Regions from separate parts of the Homo sapiens genome. Here region 1 is linked to region 2. A link is an interaction called in ENCODE POLR2A ChIA-PET data of the cell type or tissue named here. Cell type or tissue: PC-9. All regions are shown on one strand. Each heading gives the region's core, and the rest is flanking DNA. Links, peaks and the distances in the headings are about the cores only. Region 1 has its middle 84 kb from the start of LINC00676. Region 2 has its middle 56 kb from the start of LINC00370.

The links. ChIA-PET counts read pairs that join two places held together with the same protein. Peaks named below come from ENCODE experiments on the same cell type or tissue, not always from the same donor. Only the 100,000 strongest peaks of a DNase experiment are listed, where the experiment ranks them.
Region 1: POLR2A ChIA-PET joins it to region 2 with 5 read pairs; 1 of 35 experiments calls an interaction of 5 or more read pairs at or near these places.

Annotation. Positions count from the first base shown.
Region 1 is chr13:109,641,694-109,647,081 of GRCh38, forward strand. No RefSeq gene overlaps it. Among named protein-coding and RNA genes, the nearest start is that of LINC00676, 84 kb to the right of the region's middle. In PC-9, for the core only: no CTCF peak of the experiment used is centred there; a DNase peak (open chromatin) is centred at 2,558; H3K27ac peaks cover 3,194 bases.
Region 2 is chr13:109,334,811-109,340,198 of GRCh38, forward strand. No RefSeq gene overlaps it. Among named protein-coding and RNA genes, the nearest start is that of LINC00370, 56 kb to the left of the region's middle. In PC-9, for the core only: no CTCF peak of the experiment used is centred there; a DNase peak (open chromatin) is centred at 2,171; H3K27ac peaks cover 1,612 bases.

The DNA.
Region 1 (5,388 bases), core at 71-5,070, 310 kb after region 2:
TGTCCCTCAGCTGCTTTCATTATCACCTTCTTAAGGAGCCTTTTAAGACATTTTTTCTTAACCCTCCTCATGAAATTTTAATATCATAGATATATGGTATATCTGTGTGTGTGCTATGGTCACTTGAAGGCCCACAAACTACTGCACAATCTAAGGGTTTTCTTGCCAGCCAAGCATCAACTTTTGCCTCCTGGGGATAATAGCACACCTTTGAAGAATGCATGATCTACATAATCAATGATTTCTCCATTCTGTGTTTAGGAAAGGTGCATGGGGATCAACTATATCTTTTGAAATTCTGTCTTCTATTTCCAACTGAATAGTTCTTAATATACAATCATCCTGATCTTAAAATTTGGTGAGATGTGTGTGTACTTTCCTATGGATAGAAATGTCAACATCTTCCCTTGGAGGATGGAAGAGTTTCGAAATGTATTACTGGCTGAGCGTATCTTCCCTGTCTCTGACTTTGGTTGGGGATTGAACAAAAGAGATAAGAAGGAGAGGAACAGGCAAGTATGTTGTTGAGCCTATACCAAGTGACAAGTACCATATTAGTCACTTTGCATCATGAATCAGAAAAGAAAATTCACTATGTAATACCATGATAAAGAATATTTAAATATCTTAGGTGTTAAGAATTAATAAATAAAATACATATTAATTTTTTAATGCCAAGCCTCACAGTATCTCACCACCCCTCAACAAGGGAGGCTTCCTGGCCTTTTTGCAGAAGGAAGCAGACCCCACTTAGTTTGTTTCCATGAAGCAGTCAGCCCGGCCAGGAACAGAGTATATTCCCTGCCGATGCACACTTGTGTCTGTCCTCGGTTGATGCCTCTGCTCTCTGTGTTTGTGACTGAAGTTTGAGCGTGGGCCAGATGCCAGGCCAGCAGATGGCCGAAACGATAAGCATATGTCCAGTAGCAGGTATGTGCAGCTCATTTGATCATTAATCAAAAACTGTCCCTTGCAGGTCACAGGCGTGATTCTTACAGCTTATCCTCACGTGAGGGGTAAGGGCTGTGCCATCTTAACCTGTGCTGAGCACTGGCTTAACCCTGCAAAGGTTCAGAACAAAAACTCCTTCCAGCTGCAACTCTTGTGGCTCTGACAGATCGAGGTTGGATGAAGGGGCTCATCATGGTTTCCCTTCCTGAGAGCACTCTTCCAGCAAAAGTCTGTGGATAGCAGTGGATTCCGTGATCTACCCTATCTCCTGGCAATTGCTGCTACTCTCCATGGTGAAAGACCCATAGGCTGTGCAGGGTGGTAACCGCCCACACGTGTGTTCCTTTAAGAAACCTAGGGGCCCTCCTGGGATGCTGCAGCCCAATCGCATGAGGCTGGCCTGTCATTACAGGTTCTCACCATCTGCAGTTTGTGTGTTTGGAATCTTCTCTCACTATGAGACATAAACCGGCCAAAATGGCAGATTCACTTCTCATATTGGTACTGCTCATTCCAGATGCATTTAAACTCTTTTAAGTTGATTCAGACAAGAATGACCAGGTCCCCACCCACGAGACCCCTGTAGCACTAGGCCTTCCTCATTCACTGATGAAAGCAAACCCAACCAATAAGGCAGCCCCCATCCTGATGCTTGGTCAAGAGAAAGAAGACAGGAACCTGGAATGACAGCTCACAGACCCTCCCACAGGCTGCAATGACCTTCAGCAATGTTGGAACCCGCTTTCTATTTCCAGCACCAACCACAGAGCTGCACATCTGGGAGCTGTTCAATAAACACTTGCTGAGTAAATGAATGAAGGAAACTCTCACAACCTCCCGGTGCTTTCCACGGTGAGGTGAGGTCTGACAGTTTCTACTTTTTAAATTATTATTATTATACTTTAAGTTCTGGGGTACATGTGCAGAACATGCAGTTTTGTTAGACAGGTATACATGTGCCATGGTGGTGTGCTGCACCCATCAACCCATCATCTACATTAGGTATTTATCCTAATGATCTCCCTCCCCTAGCCCCCCAACCCCTGAGAGGCCCCAGTGTGTGATGTTCCCCTACTTGTGTCCATGTGTTCTCACTGTTCAACTCCCACTTATGAGTGACAACATGCAGTGTTTGGTTTTCTGTTCCTCTGTTAGTTTGCTGAGAATGATGGTTTCCACCTTCACCCATGTCCCTACAAAGGACATGAACTCATCCTTTTTAATGGCTGCATAGTATTCCATGGTGTATATGTGCCACACTTTCTTTATCCAGTCTACCATTGATAGGCATTTGGATTGGTTCCAAGTCTTTGGTATTGTGAATAGTGCTGCAATAAACATATGTGTGCACGTCTCTTTATAGTAGAATGATTTGTAATCCTTTGGGTATATACCCAGTGATGGGACTGCTGGGTCAAATGGTGGTTCTGGTTCTAGATCCTTGAGAAACATTTGCTAAGAGTGATGGCTAGGGTCTAAGACATATACTCCCACTGGATTCTCAGAGCAGTTATGAGAGGAAGCCGGGCATACGTTACACCCCAGTAATATGAGATGATGGTGACTTGTCGTATTTTACCCATTTGTTTACTCAGCAACTATTTGTTAAACATCATGTGTCAAGCTGTGCTTAAAGAGCAAGGAATATATAGAGAGAAACCAGACAGGCAAGATACTTGTTCTCATTTGAGTCACCAGGTCCAGGTCCACAGTGCCACAGAAAGGAGGCTGGCAAGTATGTGGAGGCCTGAGAGGGCCTTGTTTTCCACAGTTAGAAGAGTGGGCTCCCTACTAATTAAACAGGAGGAAAAGGCATAAAGTAGTCATATTTGCAGTTCAGAATGTCACTCCAGCATCACTGGGGAGAATGTACTGAGACTGGGAACATTCTGAGGCCAGAGGCAAGGACAAAAGTGCAGGAGTATTGGATAATTGTAAGCAAATGTCTAGTGGAAAGAATCTGTAATAGGATATTCAGCAATCCTTACAAGAAATCTTTGCAAAATAGTAAGGAGGCCAAGCGCAGTGTCTCATGCCTGTAATCCCAACTCTGGGAGGCTGAGGTTGGAGGATTGTTTGATCCCAGGAGTTTGAGACCAGACTTGGCAACATGGCAAGGCCCCATCTCTACTAAAAATACAAAAAGTTCGCTGGACATGGTAGCATGCACCTGTAGTCCCAGCACTCAGAGAGGCTGAGGCAGGAGGATCATCTGAGCCTGGGAAGTTGAGGCTGCAGTGAGCTGTGGTGGTGTCACTGCACTCCAGCCTGAGCGACAGAAAAAATAATAATAATGATAATATAATTAAGGAAAAGGGGGGAAGGGATGAAAGGGGTGGCATAGACAATTCTTGTTAAGTTATTGAATGTAGATCTTGGAGGAAAGAAAAAATTAGGGGGAGATTCTGCTGATGGAATCCGCTGACTGGAAGGACACCTTCAGGAACAGCTCCGCTTCCACCCCACCCCCATCTTCACATGCACTTGATCCAACCAGGGGCCCTTCCCCGGCTGGGTCTTTTAGCTTCCCACTCACTTTCCAGGATTAGAAAGTTCAACCCAAGTGTCTTAGGTTTTGTATCTGTCTCAGTGCATTTTCCCTCCATTCACTCTGGCTTGACCTCAAGGGGAGAAGAGGGAAAGGTCCTTCGTGCTGCAGTTCAACCTCCCTAAACCCCTGTGAGGCTTCCTACTCTTCATACCCCAGAGCTTCCCCTGGAGGCTGAGGTGAGGGAGGCCGTGTGAAAAGGAATGAAAGGGAACCTGAAAACATATTTCCACTTAGCTGATGCTGGGCCTCCCTCTCTCATTGGCCAAGGCCCCGAGTCATGGCAGCCATTCAAGGCTGGCTTCTACATTGCGTGCAGTTGAGGGTCCTTCTGACTCCTCACCCGGGAGCTCCCCGTCTCCACAATCCGCTGGCAGGGTCAAGGCACTTCCAGCTCTCTTGCCTTTCCCAGCCCTCAGCTCCTGCCCTGTGGTCTCCCTGCAGGTCCTTTTTGCTGCAGTCCTTTTGCTCCAGAAACCCTCCCTCCTGACTCAGGTCTTTCTGAGATGGATGGGCTCTACTCTCTTCCCTGGCCTTCACTACCCACAGAAAAACTCATGGTCCATGGTCCTTTCTAAACTCATGGTCCTTTCAAACAGCTTGGCCACCTGTTGACCTCTGCCTCTTCTCCATGCTACAGGTATCCTTCTACCTTCAGGACAGGGACAGGCACAGGCACTGGTCCCTAGGACCACTGCACTAGAGGACACAGTTCCACATCTGCTGAGACCAGTCTCAGGCCTCAGTTCAGCAGGAGCACTGAGCAGGCCTGCAGTCCACTGAGTTCAGCAAGCGACTGGCCAGCAACCACAGTGATGCTGCGCTTCTCACAAGCACTGAGCAGGCCTGCAGTCCACTGAGCTCAGCAAGCGACTGGCCAGCAACCACAGTGATGCTGCGCTTCTCACAAACCCCCAGATCTCTCCCTGGGATTCTCACAGGCCTAAGATCTCACTCACACGTGGGAGCAGAGAAGTGCCCAGCGAGTTTCACTTTACAAAATCACATAAATAAGTTTCTATCCCACAAAATACATGTTGAGTGTTTTCTTAGACAAGCTCTTTGAGGTGGGGACCATAACAACAATTTACTTATCTTTTTGCAAGTGCTGCATGCCTGAGTTTTGTATTTCTCTGCATAATATGGGGAGGGAGCACTCATTATCTTCAGTTGGAGACTTCAAATTCAGAAAAAAAAAAAACAGGAAAAGCAGCATTGAGCATCCTCCTGCAGAAATGTCAAGGTCATGTGATTTGGAGAATCTCTCAAATATAGCTCATTATTGGAATGCATAAAATATAAAGCCACAACATCCATTTTCTCAGATTTCATTTTTATAGCTGGGGTCAGTCAGCTTTTTCTAAAAACATCCAAAAAGTAAATGTTTTCAGTTTCAGTTTTGCAGGCTACGCAGTCTCCCGTGGTGCGTCGCATTAGGCCCTAGGCCATAGTTTGCTGACTCTGGATTTATATAGCATTGAAACCAAACTGTCATGGTTAACAGAGTACACATCTGTGAAACAAGACTTAGCAGCAATTATACAGTATATAAGACATGCCTTTCAAAATGTAAGTTATCGAGTAGGATTTTGAAGCATGGGTTCTCATTTGGAGGTACAGAGATTGCCTGAATCCCTCAAAATTGTAAGCAAAACTGTGTGTAACTGTATTTTTCTAGGGACTCAATCATAATAGCCAGGAGGTTCCCAAAGGGTTAAAAAAAAAAGATTAGAAACACTGCTTTAAAAGTAAATATCAATATCAAAATGGACAATGTAACATTTTCTTTCTTATAACAATAGTTGCAGTACTCTAAAAAACTCTAATCTAGAAAAGCATGTGTTTAACCGCTAGTAATGATATTTTCTAGCCTAGCTGATTTGCCCAGT
Region 2 (5,388 bases), core at 85-5,084:
GAGCCCAAGTGGATGCTGGTCAGAAACTGATGCTGTGTTCTGTAGATGGTGCTATGTGAAATTATGAAATTATCATTCACAAGTTCAAGTTCGTCATAGGAGACAGAACGGGGCGGGATAATAAGCTGTCCAGAGGAAGTCTGGAGGCTTGATCTGCTGAGATCTAATAAATTTTAGGAACCACTGAAGAAGGGCATCTTCAATTAGTCAAGACACTTGGAAAAGTCTCCAGAGTCAATTCAAGGCCACAAAGGGAAGTCTTCTGACTGAAGAGACTCCGTGGACATGAGACCATAGCTAGTCACATTTGTGTCCCTAGGAGGGTACTGTATAGCCAGTACATGACACTCTCCTTTCCATCACAGGCAGTGCAGCTACAAAGAGAACGACTTTAGATGGCGAGACTATGGCAAGGAAAGCTAATGACAGGACTCTTTCCGAATGTCTCTCACTGGGAGAAGCATTCCATCATACTTGGGAACTATAGTTTGGCATCCTCTCAAACCAGATCCTTCCCTAGGTCAGCAAAATATTTTTCCTCTCTTTTTTCAAAGTAATTTTATTTTATTTTTCTGATTTCCTGGGTATATTTGTTTGGTTTCTTTTAAAGTACTTCCCAATTAACAAAATGTACTCTACACATAGAGCCCAAGGGATCTATTCTTATGTCAATATGTCCACATAATTCACTCTTATTACCATTAATGGGAACTAAATATGCACATCAAAGGAAAAGATCCCTGCACAACCTAAATGAATAAGCTTCATTAATGCAATGTTATGGCTTATTTTTTCTGAGAAAATGCATTTAAACCTAAAGGTTAAAACAAATCTGCCAGCAGACAGAAGAGTCAAAGTCAACCCAAAGGGACTGAAAAGATGAAGTGTGTCAGGACTGCGAGACTACATTGGAGCTCGAGGTCCAAGGCTTCTGGGGGAAATGTGGGACCTTAAGTCAATTGCAAAATGCTCTGTGACCACAGGCAGTTGTCCATGGGTCCAAAAAGAGGTGGTAAGGAGCTGCACCTTGAAGACAGAGGTAGACACTTAACAAAATGCTTAATTTTTCTGCAATAAAAAGTAACAAAGCCCACAACATAAAATACATAAAATATATAAAACAAAGCCCACAATAAAAAATAAAAAGTAACAAATCCCACAATAACACAGTTATGGCACAATTTCTGTGCCATAACAGGGTACATGTGTTTTCTTTATGCCTGTGTAAAACATGGTCTTGTGCATACTTGTTCATTATTATTATTAAAATCCTGGTGCTATTGTGAATAGATGAAAATCAAATTTGGACTACATTTATTTGTATGTTCATAAAAATACAAGGTCAATGACACAGGAAGAAAACAAAAATATCACATTTGGGATGCCTTGCCTTCTTTCTGGATTGCCTGTTACTGCATACCTTGTCTGGCACTTTTTATTGGTGTTTTCTTAGACAATTGGTAAAAGCTGAGACATATTACTAGATAATGAGAAAAACTGGATTTTGGTTTCATGAATAAAAATGTCTATGCCTATTTGAAGAGTGAAGGCAATATAATCAAATCCTCACAGTGAAAAAGCAAGTCATGGTGCTTGCAGGTTTAATGCACCGGTTGAATTTAAGCCTGTGCAAAGTTAGCCTTGAAGACGAGCCAACCATGGGCTAAGAACCAGGTGAAAGTATTAACATGAGCCACTTGCTTTGTCTGTGCTCACTCTGGTTTTATCAATTTCAGTTGCAGTGATTCTGTTATTAGAATTCAATTCATGAAAAGGAACTTTTCATCCTCCATACTGCCTCCTTTACTAATGGAGAAAAGAAAAATAAAGAAAAACAAACCATATAGTTTATCTGTCAAATATATTCTAATTTCTGTAAACCTTGGTAATTCACAAGAAATAAAGAAAACACACGCAAGATAATTTGACAAAATCTCAGTACTCTTTATTGCCAAATCTTTCTTTCATGTGAGCATTTGCTCATGCCCAGTATCTCCATAATGATTGACTGACTTCTCCAAATAGTTAGATTTTGAAGATATCTTTACCATTTTTTTTTAAGTCTCCAGTTGAGTAATGAGCTTGGCTTGTTATGTGAGAACTCTGTTAAGGGAATCTCATCATAAAATTCCTGAAATGACTTTGAGAGGTAGCTGGCCGTGAACAAGGGCCATGAAGTACAGGCTTTCTTTCTGACTGTAACCCAAACAAACATTTGTGTTAACCTTTGCAGAAATACCTCTATTCACATATAAAATACAGGAGGAAGAGTGGAGTCAACAGGCTCATTGTTTCTTAAAGTGTGTCCATTGGAACACAAGTTCTGGAAGATCACTTTTGAAAAAAAATTTCTTAAATGAGGAAAGACCATTTGTTATATTGTCTTAATGATTCTTTTTCAATTAAAATATGTGAAATACCTTTAGTTTAAAAAGTTGTTTAGAATTTTAACTCATTTTTCTTTGCAGTCTCCATAGACGCTAAAAAAGCCTTTAACAAAATTCAACATCCATTCATGATTAAAACCACTCAAGGGAATAGTAACTGAGAGTTGTTTTCTTAGCAAGGATGTGCTTACCACACACATAAATAGATGTGTCTATCTATCTATGTGTGTATACGCGTATCTATCTATCTATATATATGCGTATACATATATATGCGTATACACACATACATATATATATCCCTAAATTTACCATGTTATTCCATAGAGAAACATTACAGATACTAAAGACATTTCCAGTAAGATAGGAAAAAGGCAAAGATTCTCACTGTCTGTGCAACCTGTGCATATTCTAACAGAGGTACTAGCTAATGCAATTGTATAAGAAAAATCAGCTAGAGACATGAGAATGGATTTTAAAAGTTCCTCTACTTGTAGATAATATGATAGTATACTTGTAAATCTCCAGAGAATGAATGATAAAATTAATTCAATGAAAGAATGCAGTGATGTAATAAGATATAAAACTAACACATAAATATCAACAGAGTTCATACATAAAAACAATAAGCAGTTAGAGAAATTTTCACTTACAATAGCATAAGAAATACTACTTAGAAATAAATGTGACAGAAAATGTGCAAAACTTCTATAAGGAAAATTTGGAACTTGTGAAAATTGTAAAAGTAGACATGACCAAATAAATGGAAAGTCAGTCTAGTTTTGGGGTCAGGAAGACTCAGCATTTTAAAGATGTATCTTCCCCCAGGTTGATTTACAAAATCAATGCAATCCCAATAAAAATGCCAATGAGCTACTTTATAGTATTAGACAACTTGATTATAAAGTTCATATGGAAAAACTAGCATGCAAATATACTTGGAAAAACACTAAAACCCAAAAAATCGAAGAAGGGGGAGTTGCTTTTACAGGTATTAAAACATGTAATATGTCCTGTATAATTAAAACAGCGTGAGGCTGAAACATGAATAGACAAGTAGACAAGTGGAAGAAAAACTGTGTAAAGTCTAAAATTAGACCCAAGTACATAAGGAAATGTAGTATATTACAAAGATGGCATCTCAAATCACTGAAATAATGGTGGACGTTTTAATAAGTTTGGCTAGGACAAATGAATAGCCATTTGGAAACAGGTAAAATTAGATTCATGTCTTGTATCTAAGAATATACTCTAAATTGATTAGAAATAAATATATTAAAGAAATCAAACAATTAGTAGAAGAAAATGTATAAATTCTCCCTAACATTGGTGTAGAGAAAAGCTTTCTAACTATGACTCAAACTTCGTAGGCAATAAAACAAAAGATTAATACATTTTACTAAATAAAAAATATACCTCTTCAAATTTTACATGATAAAATCTCCTCATAGCAAAATCAAAAGGCAATTGAAAACTAAGAGAAAATATTCTCAACAAATACCTCGGAAAAGTGGCTGATATCTCAAATATAGAAAAACATATTAAAATTCAGAGACAAAGGCAAAATATTATAGGTAAGTATGAAAAAGACATGAACAGACCTCTCAGATCTCCCTCTCTCTCTTGCTAGAGGCTTGCCAAATTTTATCTTTTCAAAAAGCTAGCTTTTCTTTCAATAATTTTTTCTCATTTTGTATTTTACTAAAATAAAATATTAATTTTAATAAATGAAAATAAAATACACAATGAGAAAAAATCATTTGTTAGTTCATTCTGTATTTTATTAATTTCCATTCTCTCTTAATTCCTTATTGCTACCATTTCTCCTATTTTGGTTTTGATTTGATCTTCTTTTTATCTTCTTAGGATGGAAGTTTAGATAACTGCTTTTGAATCTTCCTTCCCTTCTTATGTAATCATTTAAAGCTAAAAAATTTCCTCCTAAGCATTGCTTCAGCTGCATCCCAGGGGTTTTGGTATGTTGTGATTTTCATTTTTTCCCATCCCCTTAATTTTAGTAAATTTTATTTTTGGAACAGTGCTAGAAATACATGAATATTGAAAAGATACTAGAGAGAGTTCCCATACACCACACAACAAGTTCCTTTATCAACACCTGTAATATTGTGTGTGGTGCACTTGTTACAATGATGATCCAATGTTGATTCATCATTATTAACTATGCCCATAGTTCTTCAAATTGTCTTATTTTACCTCATGTATTTTTCTGTTCTAGGATCCCATCCAGGATCCCATGTTACATTTAGTCACCATGTCTCCTTAGTCTCCTCTTGGCTTTTGGAGTTTCTCAGTCCTTGTTTTTGATGACTCTGGACAGTTTTGAGGACAACTGCTCAGGTCTTTCGGAGAAGGCCTCTCTATGGAACTGCTCATGATTAGAGTGGGCTTATGGCTTTTCAGAATGAAAATCACAAAGATAAAGTGTCATTTCTATCACATTATATCCCGGGTGCATACTGTCAACATTACTTCTTTCTGCAGATGGTGACCTTGATCACCTGGTTAAGGGAGTCTTGGTCAGGTTTCTCCACCATAAATTTGCTCCTTTCCTCTGGTCCTGTACAATCAGAAGGACGTCACTGTTTGCATACTACACTTAGCGAGTGGGGAGTTATGCTCCCTCTCCTTGAGAGTGAAGCATCTGCATACATTATTTGGAGTTCTTCTGCATGGGAGATTTGTCTATTCTCTCTATTTCTTTATCCAGTCAGTCATTTGTATCAGCATAGAAAAATTGGTATGTATTTTAAATTTGGGTTATAATCTGACAACACTTTAAGTATTTTGTTTCTCATATCATCTTGTCAACATGTATGTATATTAGTAGAATAAATTTCTGGAAGTGGAATTATTGAATCAAAGATTATATACATTTTAAATTTTGATAAATGATCAGATTGCTCACCTTAAAAGTTATTCACATCTACTCTCCCCCAAGAAAAGCCTGAAAACATCTGCTTCATGATACCCTTGTTAATAC